2 separate regions of the Homo sapiens genome follow, and region 1 is linked to region 2. Evidence: chromatin contacts called from ENCODE Hi-C or POLR2A ChIA-PET data. All regions are on one chromosome and are shown on one strand. The core of a region is the stretch at or near the end of the contact, and the rest is flanking DNA. Distances in the headings are between cores, read along the strand shown. Region 1 holds the start of PFKM (phosphofructokinase, muscle). Region 2 has its middle 15 kb from the start of TMEM106C.

What was found. A loop is a pair of places that touch in the nucleus more often than their neighbours do. ChIA-PET counts read pairs that join two places held with the same protein, here RNA polymerase II (POLR2A). Pooled maps may share reads with other maps.
Region 1: a pooled map shows a loop between it and region 2 (2.2-fold over the local background). The contact joins the promoter of PFKM here to the enhancer-like site in region 2. A Hi-C loop is called at or near these places in 2 of 50 pooled maps. POLR2A ChIA-PET finds 5 or more read pairs at or near these places in 3 of 52 experiments (HEK293, HEK293T and activated CD4-positive, alpha-beta T cell).

What each region holds. Positions count from the first base shown.
Region 1 is chr12:48,116,785-48,122,433 of GRCh38, forward strand. PFKM (phosphofructokinase, muscle) reads left to right here and starts at 2,580. Exons shown (of 23, transcript NM_000289.6): 1 at 2,580-2,622. RefSeq lists an enhancer at 2,176-2,245.
Region 2 is chr12:47,945,807-47,952,159 of GRCh38, forward strand. No RefSeq gene overlaps it. Among named protein-coding and RNA genes, the nearest start is that of TMEM106C, 15 kb to the right of the region's middle. Within about 2 kb of position 3,790, at least 3 of the 41 ENCODE cell types and tissues checked have a DNase peak (open chromatin) inside an H3K27ac peak, as active enhancers do.

The sequences.
Region 1 (5,649 bases), core at 1,330-3,829, 170 kb after region 2:
CCCTACTTATTAACATCTTGCATTAGTGTGGTACACTTGTGATAATTGATAACCCAATATTTATACATTATTATTAGCTAAGTTCCATAGTTTACATTAGGGTTTACTCTTTGGATTGTATAGTTCTATGAATTTGACAAATGCATAATGTCATGACAAATGTATGTCATGTATCTGTTATAGCATCATACCGAATCATTTTAGTGCCCCTAAAATCCCCTGTGCTCCACCTATTAATCTCTCCTTCTCTATCCCAAGCCCCAGTAACAACTGATATTTTTATTGTCTCCGTAGTTTTACCTTTTCCAGACTGTCATACAGTTGGAATCATACAGTATGCAGCCTTTTCACACTGGCCCGTTTCACTATGTCTTTTCCTGGCTTGATAATTTTTTATTGATGGAAAATATTCCATTGTATAGCTGTATCACAGTTTGTTTATTCACCTTTTGAGGGACATCTTGGTTGCCTCCAGCTTTTGGCAATTATGAATAAAGCTTTTATAAACATTCATGTGCAGGTTTTTTGTGCAGACATAATTTTCAGCTCATTCAGCTAAATACTTAGGAGTGCTATTGCTGGATCATGTGGTAAGACAATATTTAGCTTTGTAAAAAACTGTCAAACTGTCTTCTACAGTGACTGTACCATTGTGCATTCCCACCAGCAATTAATGAGAGTTCCAGTGGTTCCACATTCTCATTAGCATTTGGATTTTTGAATTTTAATCATTTAATCATTCTAATAGGTGTGTAGTGGTGTCTCACTGTTTTAATTTGCAGTTCGCTAATGACATATGATGTTGACATCTTTTCATGTTTATTTGCCACCTGTATATCTTCTTTGGTCAACTCTTTTGCCCATTTTTAAATTGAGGTATTTTCTTTTTATTGTCACTGAAAAGAGTCAAACTGTAAAACATTTGAAGAGATTTATCCTGAGCCAAATACGAGTGACCAATAGCTCCCCCATGACACAGCCCTCAGGAGATCCTGAGAACATGTGTTCAAGATGGTCGGGCCACAAGTTGGTTTTATAAATTTTAGGGAGATATAAGGTATCAATGAATATATGTAAGATGTACATTCATTTAGTCCAGAAAGGCGGGATAACTGGAAGCAGGGAGGGGGGAGCGGGGCTTCCAGGTCATAGGTAGATTCAAAGATTTTCTGATTGGAAATTGGTGAAAAGAGTTAAGTTATTGTCCAAAGACTTAATAGAAAAGCAATCTGTGAGGACCAAGGTTTTATCAGGTGGACAAAGCTTCCAGGTAGCAGGTTTCAGAGAATAGATTGTAAATGTTTCTTATCAGACTTAAAGAGTCTGTTCTATCAGTAATTCCAAAAGGGAGGAGCATATAATGAAGTGTGTCTGGCTTCCCCTTTCCATCAACGTCTGAACTAGTTTTTCAGATTAACTTTGGAATACCCTTGACTGAGAGGAGGGGTCTATTCAGATGGTTGAGGGGCTTATAATTTTATTTTTGGTTTACATTCTTAATGAGTTGCAAATGAGTTCTTTATTTATTCTGGATGCCAGCCCCTTATCAGATACATGATTTGCAAATATTTTCTCCCATTCTGTGGGTTGTCTTTCCACTTTCTTGATGGTATAATTTGGAGAACAAATGCTTTTATTTTGTGTAGTCAAATGGGGTTTTATCTCCTAGTCACTTGCATTTGTATTGTTTGTGCCAGAATGTGCAGAGGTAGAGATACAAGTAAGCAAGAGGAAGAGGGCAGTGGTAAAAGCAAGAGGAGACCCGACTGTGGAGACAATGAAGCAAAGGGAAGGTGAGACTTGAGTAATGGATGCACCTCTTGCTCTGGGAGCATCTGACCCTTTTTCCAGAGTGGATCCTGTTTGCTGTGAAGCCCAATTTATATGTTTGCTTCACTGCCAGAATCCCGCCCCCATCCCTCCCCACTGCAGGCTTGAGAAGTGGCCTCACAGACACGCCCTTCCCTCTTGACACTTTCATTCCAAATAGCTAGCTTTTCTGTACTTTCTCTGAGAAAGGTAATGTAAATGTAAAAGAAGTTTTTGAGGCTATTCTATAGAAGATGTCATAATTCAATGTTCCTCAAAGGCAGGGACTATATTTATTTTTTTTAAACCTCTCGGCACCTAATGCAAAATCTAGCACACAGACTCCCAAGAAATGTTTGCTTAAAGACGGATAGAGGGCCACAGGGGCAGGTTTTATTAGCAGTTGCTGAAGATGTTGGAATGCAAGGTGTCTCAGGCAGTCTGGACTAGGAAAAAGTTCTGTGTTGAAAACAAGAGAAGCAACGAAATAATTTATTATTCCCATTAAATAAAGATGCTGATGGCTCTCGAGATAGATATGAGGACCCCAGGACTCTGGGGAGTGAAGGAACTAAGCCGCTGCCATATCTGAGCTGAGTACTTAGGGGGAGGAGGAAGAGGAGGAGAAAGGCAAGCAGGAGGAGGCGGAGCCTTCTTGTCAGCATCTGTTAGTGGAGGTTGGGAAGCCTCTCCTCCTTCCCCCTCCCTCTTTGCCTCCACCTGGCTCCTCCCCATGTTCGTCCATCACCCCTCCCCCCTTTCCCAAGGACAATCTGCAAGAAAGCAGCGGCGGAGGAGAGCTAAGACTAAAAGGCAAGAGGGGCCATTGAGTGAAGAGCAAGGGGGAGAGCTGGGAGTGAGGTGGGAAGGTATGGGCCGGGAGCAGGCGGTAGGGAGAACTGAAAGGAGCAGAAAGGAAAAGAAGAGATACGGCATCCTAAGCTGGAGCCGAGAGGGGGATGGGCAGGGCAGTCGTGAAGGATCCTAGCCCCTTGGCCAGTCCCCTCCGCTTGCAGGCTCAGCTGCATTCCCCAGGAATCTGGGATGGGTGGGTGGGGCTCGGACGGGTTGCCCTTGGCTGCCTGACCCTACCCTGGCACTCACCCAATTCAAATCAGTGCTCCTATGATGCTGCTTTTCTGTTCCTCCCTGCCGCGTGCTTATATACGCACGTGATTTTAGAGATATGTTTTAATATCTGTCTGTTTTTGTCTACGTGCGTGTCATTGTGGGTCTGTAAGGGATGCTTATACATGAGTCTGCATGAATTTCTGTGTCCTGTGCCTCTATAACTGTCTTAGAGATTTCAGGAGAAGAATATGAGCGGTTTTTACAGGTCAGCACTCTTAAACTCCTCTTGTTATGGCGAATTTTCTCCCTCACTGACGCTTCCAGGGGTGGAAGAGCTCTGTGTGGGATTCTGCCCCCGTCATGAGCTCCAAGAGTGAATGAGAAGAAAAAACGGGAGGAAAGGGATCAGCATACCCAGATGTCTTGTTTTTTCCTTTCCACCTTTTTGCCTTCCTATTTGCCCTAGTCACTTAATCTTTCTTTTTGGAAAACAGCAGAAATTTGGACATGAACATTCCAGTTAAATAAGAGCGTCTCTAGTCACGCGTGTCTCTATGTTCCTTTCACTGTTTGTCACTATATGATTTCTCAAGTCCAAGTTAAAAGTGTGTTTTAAAGTAGAATATGGAGGTATATCTGTATCTAAGCCGATTTTACATTTTTCATATATTTGTATTTCATGTAGTTCATCAGTTCATTAACGTTTTCAACAAGTATTTATTGGGGTCCTGTAATGTGCATAGACTTTGCAAGTCTTTAGTGAGCTGTGGGAGAGTTTTTAAAAATGATCATGATCCCTGCCCTGGAGGAGTTCTCAGTCTAGTTAGGAAAAATGACTTTAGCAGCCATCCAGTCCAGTGGTTGGCAAACTTCGTCTGTAAAAGACCAGATAGTAAATATTTTAAACTGCAGGCTTATGAGTCTCTGTCACAATATCCATTCTGCTGTTGTAGCACAAAAACATCCATGATAATACGTGAATGAACGAAGGTAGTGCACATACTGAAATTTGAACTTAACATTTTTCACATGTCATGAAGTACTTTTTGCAACCACTAAAAAATATAAAAACCTTTCACAGCTTACTGCCATACAAAAATGTGAGAAGGGCTGGATTTGGCCTACAGGCTGTTGTATGCTGACCCCTGATCTAGTCCAACCCTCTTATCAGTGCGTACGAAACTATTAAAATGCCACATAAAGCAGGCCGAGCATGGTGGTTTATGCCTGTTATCCCAGCACTTTGGGAGGCAAGGTGGGCGGATCACCTGAAGTCAGGAGTTCAAGACCAGCTTGACCGACATGGTGAAAACCCGTCTCAATTAAAAATACAAAAATTAGCCGGGTGTGGTGGTGCATGTCTGTAATCCCAGCTACTCGGGAGGCTGAGGCAGGAGAATCACTTGAACCTGGGAGGCAGTGATCCAGTTTAGACAACATGTGGTTAGAGGAAGTCCAAAAGAAGGTTTCCTTGACCTGTGGTAATCAGTGAAGGTTTAATAAGGGTACAACTATCACTGGTCTTAAATGATGGAATGGGATGTGAATCTGTGGAAAGGGCCAGGGTAGCCACCTGGACAAGGGATGCAGTGTGCCCAGGCACTAAAGTGGGAAGAGCAAAGTAATGTTCAGGTGACAATGGAGCAGAGAATCTATAGGACCAACAGTTGAAGCTATATGCAAGGGCTAAATTGTAGAAGCTTCGAATGCCAACCCAACAAGTTGGGACCTTATTTGTTAGTACTGATTATATGTAGTACGTTCATTAATCTCTGTCTGTTAACACAATGCATGTTTGTGAATGTATGTCTTCATATATGTCTCATTGCATTATTTTATTATTTGTGTGGATTTGGGTGTTTATGTGACTTATGTCTCTATAGGCAGCTACCCTGAGTTCTCCAAATGCAGGGTAGAAGCAAGCACAAGCTGCCCGTAAAACTTGGGTTCCTGTGAATGAATACACATCTCCACTGAAGCCTAGGGACCTATGACCTTCCTATGAAGGTTTATTTTGTGTGTCTAATAGAGTGAAGAAAGGAACACAAGCACAGGGAAACCAGCTATTGTAGTAAGCAGTTCAGGTGGAAAATGGCAATGAGGATAGAAAGGAGGGGATGGATAAAGGAAGATAATAAGAAGGGAGAATAATAGGATTTAGTTACTGTTTTGAATCTGAGAGGAAGGGAGGAGATAAATTTAAAATAACAGGTTTTAGCCTGAAAAACTGGGAGAGTGATAATTCTACTGGCATTTTATGGATACAAAAATACGTCCTCTTGTGTGTTCCTTTGAGAGAGGTGATCCCTAAAGAATAAAATATGAAGGTGTTCCCATGTCGTATGTACACATCTGTGTATATACGGCAGTGACTTTGTGTTAATTTTCTCATTTCATAGCATGTAGTAATGTGAGGGGCAAGACCCAAAGACCAAGGATCAAGAGATGCTCAGGAGGCTGACATCCTGAGAGGGAAGAGCCATAGAAAGCCCCTGACCATTCTTGAGACTGACACCATTAATTTGCCTAACTCTGATGTGCCTTTATAGCCTCAGACTCCAGTTTCAACTCCATATCACCTAACCCCATTCCAATAGCACAATTCCATAACACCCAACCCTAATCTTAATTATAATCCAACCTACCCTTGCTCTTCTACTTCTACTTTGCTGATTGTCATCAGTGCCCTAAACCTCATCTGATTCCAGCCCTCTGCAATAACCTATCCCTTCATTGAAAAGGGAGGGATCGTTGAGGCTAACTCAACTT
Region 2 (6,353 bases), core at 2,540-5,039:
TATAAATGTAAAAGTAGTACTAGGAAGTGCAAATTCCCATCTTCACACCCTCAGAGGAACCTCTGGGACTCTAAATTTCGCCTGGTTTCCCAGGGAATTGAAAGCAGGTAGAGAGTGGTAGGGCTGTGGCTGAGTTTGCTGGATGGCAAGGACCAGCTAATGAGTACAGATTCCAGTTATAAATTCAGACCAATGTCGTTTTCCTTGCTGGGGGGTGCCCAGAAGAGCAGATGACTTTCTGGGAGGCTGTCAGTCCACTCCAAACAGCCCTCCCTCCCGTGGTCTCTCTCCCCCGCAGACTGCTGAGGACAGAGGGCACATCTCCCCACTCTTGAATTCCTGCCCGGGGTGGTTCTGACCCCTGCAAAGCTCCCTAGACCCCAGACAGGCCCCTTTCCACACCTACCCACCGCCCCTACTCTTCAACACAGCCCCTTCCTTGGGCCTGGGCACCCCAACTTGCTGGCCCCAGACAAGGACCCCTGCCTTCCCCAGCCCCCCAAACCCCCAACATCCCCAGCCCTTTCTCCCCTGCTATGGGTTCCCCTAGACTTTGAGGAACACTCTGCCACTGAGCACAGGCATCACCCCCTTTCATCAGCCTGCTGACTTGGCAGTCTCCCAAGGTGAAGGTGGAGGGAGCTCTCAGAAGCCAGGACAGAGGCGGGGCCTCCTGCCCACCCAAGCCCTGGACCCCGGGCATCGGGCAGCCCTCAGGGCTGAGCCCACCCTGCCATCGGAGGCCACAGGAATGTCCATGAGGGCCTGGCCAGGGAGCTGCCCGGTGGTCATCAACGCCCTCCTTCCACATCTGACTCGCTCCCTGTCCCTCTGACTCAGCTTCTGTTTGACTCGGATTTAGTTTCTCTCCCATCCTTGATTTTCTGTGGGTCTCTGTCTTCACAGTCCCCAGACTGCACAAGGGCAGCATGAGCCTTTCCTCCGACTGTGTGTAGGGTGACCCTGGGCCTCTGGGCCTGGCTGTCCACCTGTGCCACGGCCCACTCTGTCCAGGAAGGAGGTCTCCCCACCCCCACCGAGGGAGGTGGCTGAGGTGAAGAAAGAAGCCCGAGGGCCTCGGTGGCAGAGCCGGGCTGAAAGGAAAGAAGAAGCTGATGAAACCAGGGCGCTGGAGGACGGGGCCGTGGAAGGGCGAAAGGGAAGTGTGCTGTTAGGTGAATGGGGTGCATTGGAGGCAGGTGGGAGTGGCCGAGGCGTTACATAACCAGAGCTGAAAAGGAGTTGAGTTCTGGAGAAAAACAAGGTCTTAGGGGAAATAAAGGTGGATTACAGGGATGGGCTCTGATACTAAGAAGTTCTTTTCAGTGTCTAACTTCAATCCCGCCTGCGGCAGAACTAGCTTTCTCCACGTGTAGTTCTTGCATCCTGGAAACTCACGCAGGGCATAATGTGAAAGGAAGCGCGAGAAGTGCTTGTGAGGGGCAGAGAGTCTTTCTCCTTGGCCTGGGAAGCCAGCACAGTGTCCCGTCCCCACCACCAACCACCTGATAGCTCCCCAGTCCTTGGCATGGCCCGGAGACCAAGCTGTTGGCAGTGGCAGCTCCTAGCTGTTTAGACAATCTTCCTTTCACAAGTTTATTTATTATTCTTTTCCCACCTCTCCACCCCTTCCCCACCAGCTGCTTAAAATATTTTTCAAACAGAAAAATCCAACCACAGCTGGAAACCAACCCTAAAGTTAGTCCGGAACGTGGGAGCTGCCAGGGAAAATTGCTGGGGCTCAGGCTGTGGGAGGAAGGGCCTGAGCCGCGGAGACAGGCTCGCTCTGCAGGGGCTTGCAGCAGGGACACAGACGCAGGGAGAAGGCATCGGACCTCATCATCATTCCCCAAACCGTCAGCGAGAACCGGCTATGAACCAGGCCCTGCGCCAGGACAGTGAGGGACACAAATTGCCTTAAGTAAAAGGGGCTGACCCCATTCTCAAGAAGTAACAGGCTTAATAAGGAGGTAAGGCACAGACACAAACACTCCAGTGGCAATCATAGCATGCACTTAAAGGGTGTTTGCCATGTACAAGGTCCTGACCTAAGCACTTTACATGTAGTAATTCATTAAAAACCCTCATCAGCCCTGTAAGAAAGGTACTCTTATTATTCCCATCTTATAGAGGAGGAAACTGAGGCACACAGAAAGTAAGATATTCTTTTTTAAAAAAAAAAAGAAAAAAAGACAAGAGTTGCACTCTGTTGCCCAGGTTGAAGTGCAGTGGCGTAATCATGGCTTATTGCAGCCTCAACCTCCTGGGCTCAGGTGATCCTCCCACCTCAGCCTCCCAAGTAGCTGGGACTACAGGCGCACATCACCACGCCTGGCTAATTTTTACTTATGTTTTAATTTTGTACAGGCAGGGTTTAACCATGTTGTTGAGGCTGGTCTCGAACACTGGGTTCAAGTGATCTGCCCACATCAGCCTCCCAAAGTGCTGGGATTATAGGCGTGAGCCACCGCACCCAGCCAAGAGACTCTCACACCACAGTACAACTAGTAAGCAGCGGAGTCAGGATCTGGGCCCAGGGAGTCTGAATCCATCTTAGCGGCTATGCTATGCCACTTTTGTACAGTCATGCAAGGGGAGAGGCAAATCCCATGAAAGAAGCATAAACAAATTAATATGAGAACTCAAAGAAGGGAGAGATTGTCCCCGGCAGAGGGTCAGAATCAAGGAGTGCTCCCTGGAGGAAGTAACATAGAGCAGCCTCTGGAAGGATAGTGGGGCTTCTGAGCCTATACTCAGGGGCAGGGACGGAAGCTCTACAGCAGAGATCGCTAAAGCAGTAGCAGAGACAGCACCCAAGAGGTCAGCTGCTGTTGTACAGCACCACCCAAAAGCCTGTCCTCATGGCAGCCCAGTGCCTAGAAGGGACACTGGCCAGAGGAAGATGTCCAGGCAGGCCAGGCTCAGCCACAGTGGAACAGCAATTCAGATTCATGCTCCAGCTCTCCAGCACCGTTGGCCTGTATCATCTCCCCGCACCTCCTACCTGCTCCATTCTCTCACTCTCACTGCTAATCCGGGTCCCCTTGCAAATCTGTTCATGGGGAGAGTGAAAGACAAAACTACAACACTTGAAAAACTCTTTATAATACAAATATTTGGTGGCATCTAATTTAGACAAAAATCACCCAGCTGTCTTGTTTGGACAGTTGGGCCCAGTAGAGTGGCCACAGAGCCATGTGGCCTGAAGCCTCAGGAGATAGGCTGGTGGGTGTGTGGGCAGGTCCCGCCTCTCCCTGTCAGGCCTGTACTTGGCTGAGATGCCAGGTCATTTGACATCTCTGGGCCTCAGTTCTCTCAGAAGTGACGATGAAGAAATATGAGCCCTTTCCCGGCTCTAGACCGACAGCTCCAGTCATAGCCTCCAACTGCAAGCATCTACCTGTTCCAAGGTGCATCCCAATCCCTTCCTGTCCCATCAGGCAAGAGCAGGTCAGGCCAAACCCCAGCCCACTGTTTTGGGTAATCCAGCCTTGGGTGGACTCCTTCCCTTTGCTCCTGGCTGCCTCCTGATCCCTTCAGTGGAGGGAAGCAACCTCCAGCCTCTTGTGGATTTGTTTTTTGTTTTGTTTTGTTTTGTTTTGTTTTGTTTTTCAGAGATAGAGTTTTGCTGTGTTGCCCAGGCCAGAAAACGCAGTGGCTATGCATGGGTACGATCATAGTGCACTGCAGCCTCGAACTCCTGGGCTCAAGCCATCCTCCTGCCCCAGCCTGCCAAGTAGCTGGGACGACAGGCGCGCCTGGATCCTCTTGTGGGTTTTAAGAAAGGAAGGAATTACTGGAGTCTGGAGGCCCGGCCCAGGCCTCCCACGCCCCCTGGCGGAAGGAACAGAGCTGTGTCCAGACCTGCACTGGAATCTGTGGCCAACCTTCCCACCACTCTCCTCCCACCCGTCCTGTCTTTTCCTCTGACCTTATTCATTCACTCTTAACTGCACATGCACTGGGTGCCAGGCGCATGCCACGAGATGGGGCGTGGAAGTGACTGAAATTGTCCCTGTCCCAAGGTGCTCTCTGTTCACTCAACTCTGTTCAATTCATTCAATAAATATTTACGGAGCTTCTGCTCTCTGCCAGGCTCTTCTCAAGGCCCCAAGGACACCATCCTGCCCTCGCAGAGTTTAGTCTAACAGGACCTATGGCCTGGTAAACAGACAATCATCATACAGTAGATGAGCCACAGGTGCCAGAGGAGAGGCCAAGAGGAGACACGCCAGATGCGCCAACAGCGGCCCTCACGCCGAGCAGGGGGCCGGAGGGGCAGAGGAGGGTGTGGGTGCGCACGCGTGTACGTGTGTGTGCATGCTGGGGGATGGTGGGAGACGGATTTGCAGAGATGGCAGAGCCACGTCAGGGCTGGGCTCGAGCAGCTGTGTAGGATCCCTCCAGGCGCAGGAAACGGGGTATGGGGTGGGGCAGGGCGGAAAGAACATCCCACACCAAGAGGACAGAGGGAGCAAGGGCACAAAGTCCCGGCATGTTTAGGAAGCTACAAATAGTTTGCTGTGGTACAAGTGTGTGGTCAGTGGCAAGGAGGCAGCAGGAGGGTGGAAGAGGCCTCGCAAGTTGTATAAGGGGCTTGGGTCTGATCCTGGAGCCTGTGAGGAGCCACTGAAGGCTTCAAGAGACGGAATGATACGAATACTTCTGCTTTCAGAAAAAGACCGCTAGACCAGTGGAATGTGGAGGGGGGCTGGGAAGGCAAGTGGTCGGAGATGGCATGGTGCTTGTACCCCAGCTGTGTGACATCAGGCAAGCCACATCACTTCTCTGAGCCACAGAGGCCTCATCTGTTAAATGGGGGTGCATCTGTCAAATGGGGGTGATGAAACTCAGCCTATAGACTTGTTAAGAGGAGTAAATGAGATAATATACAGAAGTGCCTACTGTGGTACCTGACACATAATAGACACATAGTAAATTATATACATATGCATATACATATATATATATGAAACGTCAGAGAGCCTACCAAGAAGGCTATTTCAATTGCCTAGGCAAGAGATGCAGAGAACCTGAATTCAATCATTGCGGAAGGTGAGAAGAAGGGGATGTCAAGAGCTGTTTCAGACAGTTGCCCTTTGGGAATGGGTTGGATATGGATCTTGTCTTTCTAAAAACATCCCAGAGTTCATCTCAGCCTTTTGTCCTCAGGCACTAATCCGTGACTCCTGCATTCCTCATCATCTTCCTGCATTTTTTCACTGCCTGCTTTGTATTAGGTGTACATACGCTTGTTCAAGGCTTGTCCATTTGCAGTTTGTCTGGCTCAGGCACAGGATGCCTGGAGTTCAGGCAAAGGCCCTGCTGGCTGAGCCTCTAGGTAGGTATGTCTCGGGCAGCAGTGGACAGATTCATGGAGGTTTTGGATGACAATCAGATGAGGATCTGTCCAGCCACCACGTTCATCCCTGAAGCTAAGGTTGAGAAAGGAAGTGCTGGGAAAGTTGACCACGGAGATTGGCTGGCTGGCGCCTGGGTTTCATCAAACACTCATTGCAGAGTGGAAATCCAGCAAGCCCATCTCCAGCCTACCCCTCAGGCACAGCTCCCCCAGTTCCCTGGCCAGTCAGCCTTCCTCCCACACCTGCCTCCAGGGTGCCAGCTCTTAACACAGGTACCACAGGTACCATTCGGGGGGTGCTCCAGCCCCTCTAGAAGGGCAAAAAGGGGCAAGCAGTTTGTGTGTGTGTAGCTCGATCACCATTTAACCTACTTAGAGTGTGTTCATCCAAGGTTGCCAGCGGCAGAGAGAGTTGTGGCAATTATTAAGGGCTAAGACCCCCAAAGCCATCTCATGGTGTTGCCACCCTCTCCAGGCCGTACTGAGCCTGGGGCAATTGTTAATAGTGTCAGAAGCAGCTATTAGTCTCCGTGGTCTGCAGGTTCCCCTCCAAGCTAGTTTGATTATGTTCATTTTAAGATGTTAGTTTGTGTTTTGTGTTTTTCCCCAGTATCTGTCCCCTGTTCCAAAGGGATAACTCAGCCCTTTAGATTTCTTTGGGGTAGAAATTAAAAAAAATAATAATTCAAAGACAACCTCTTGAACTGTCTCTCATGAATTCCTGGGCTTATTCAAGAGATGATATCAGGTGTTCAAGATGCTGTTGAGAGAGGAAAGCAAGGAGTGAGCAGGGTGAGGGGAGAGGAAGCTGAACTCCTGCCCCAGCATCACTGTGGAGAAGGGGCAGGGTCTCCAAGGGGCATGGCTGCATGGGCACTTTGGACCCTGCACACCAGCTCTACCAGCCTGGGCCAAGGTTCCCAGGTCACAAGGAGCAGTAACATGACCCAACACAGAGGCCTGTGGGAAAAGGGACAAGGGGGAGATCAGC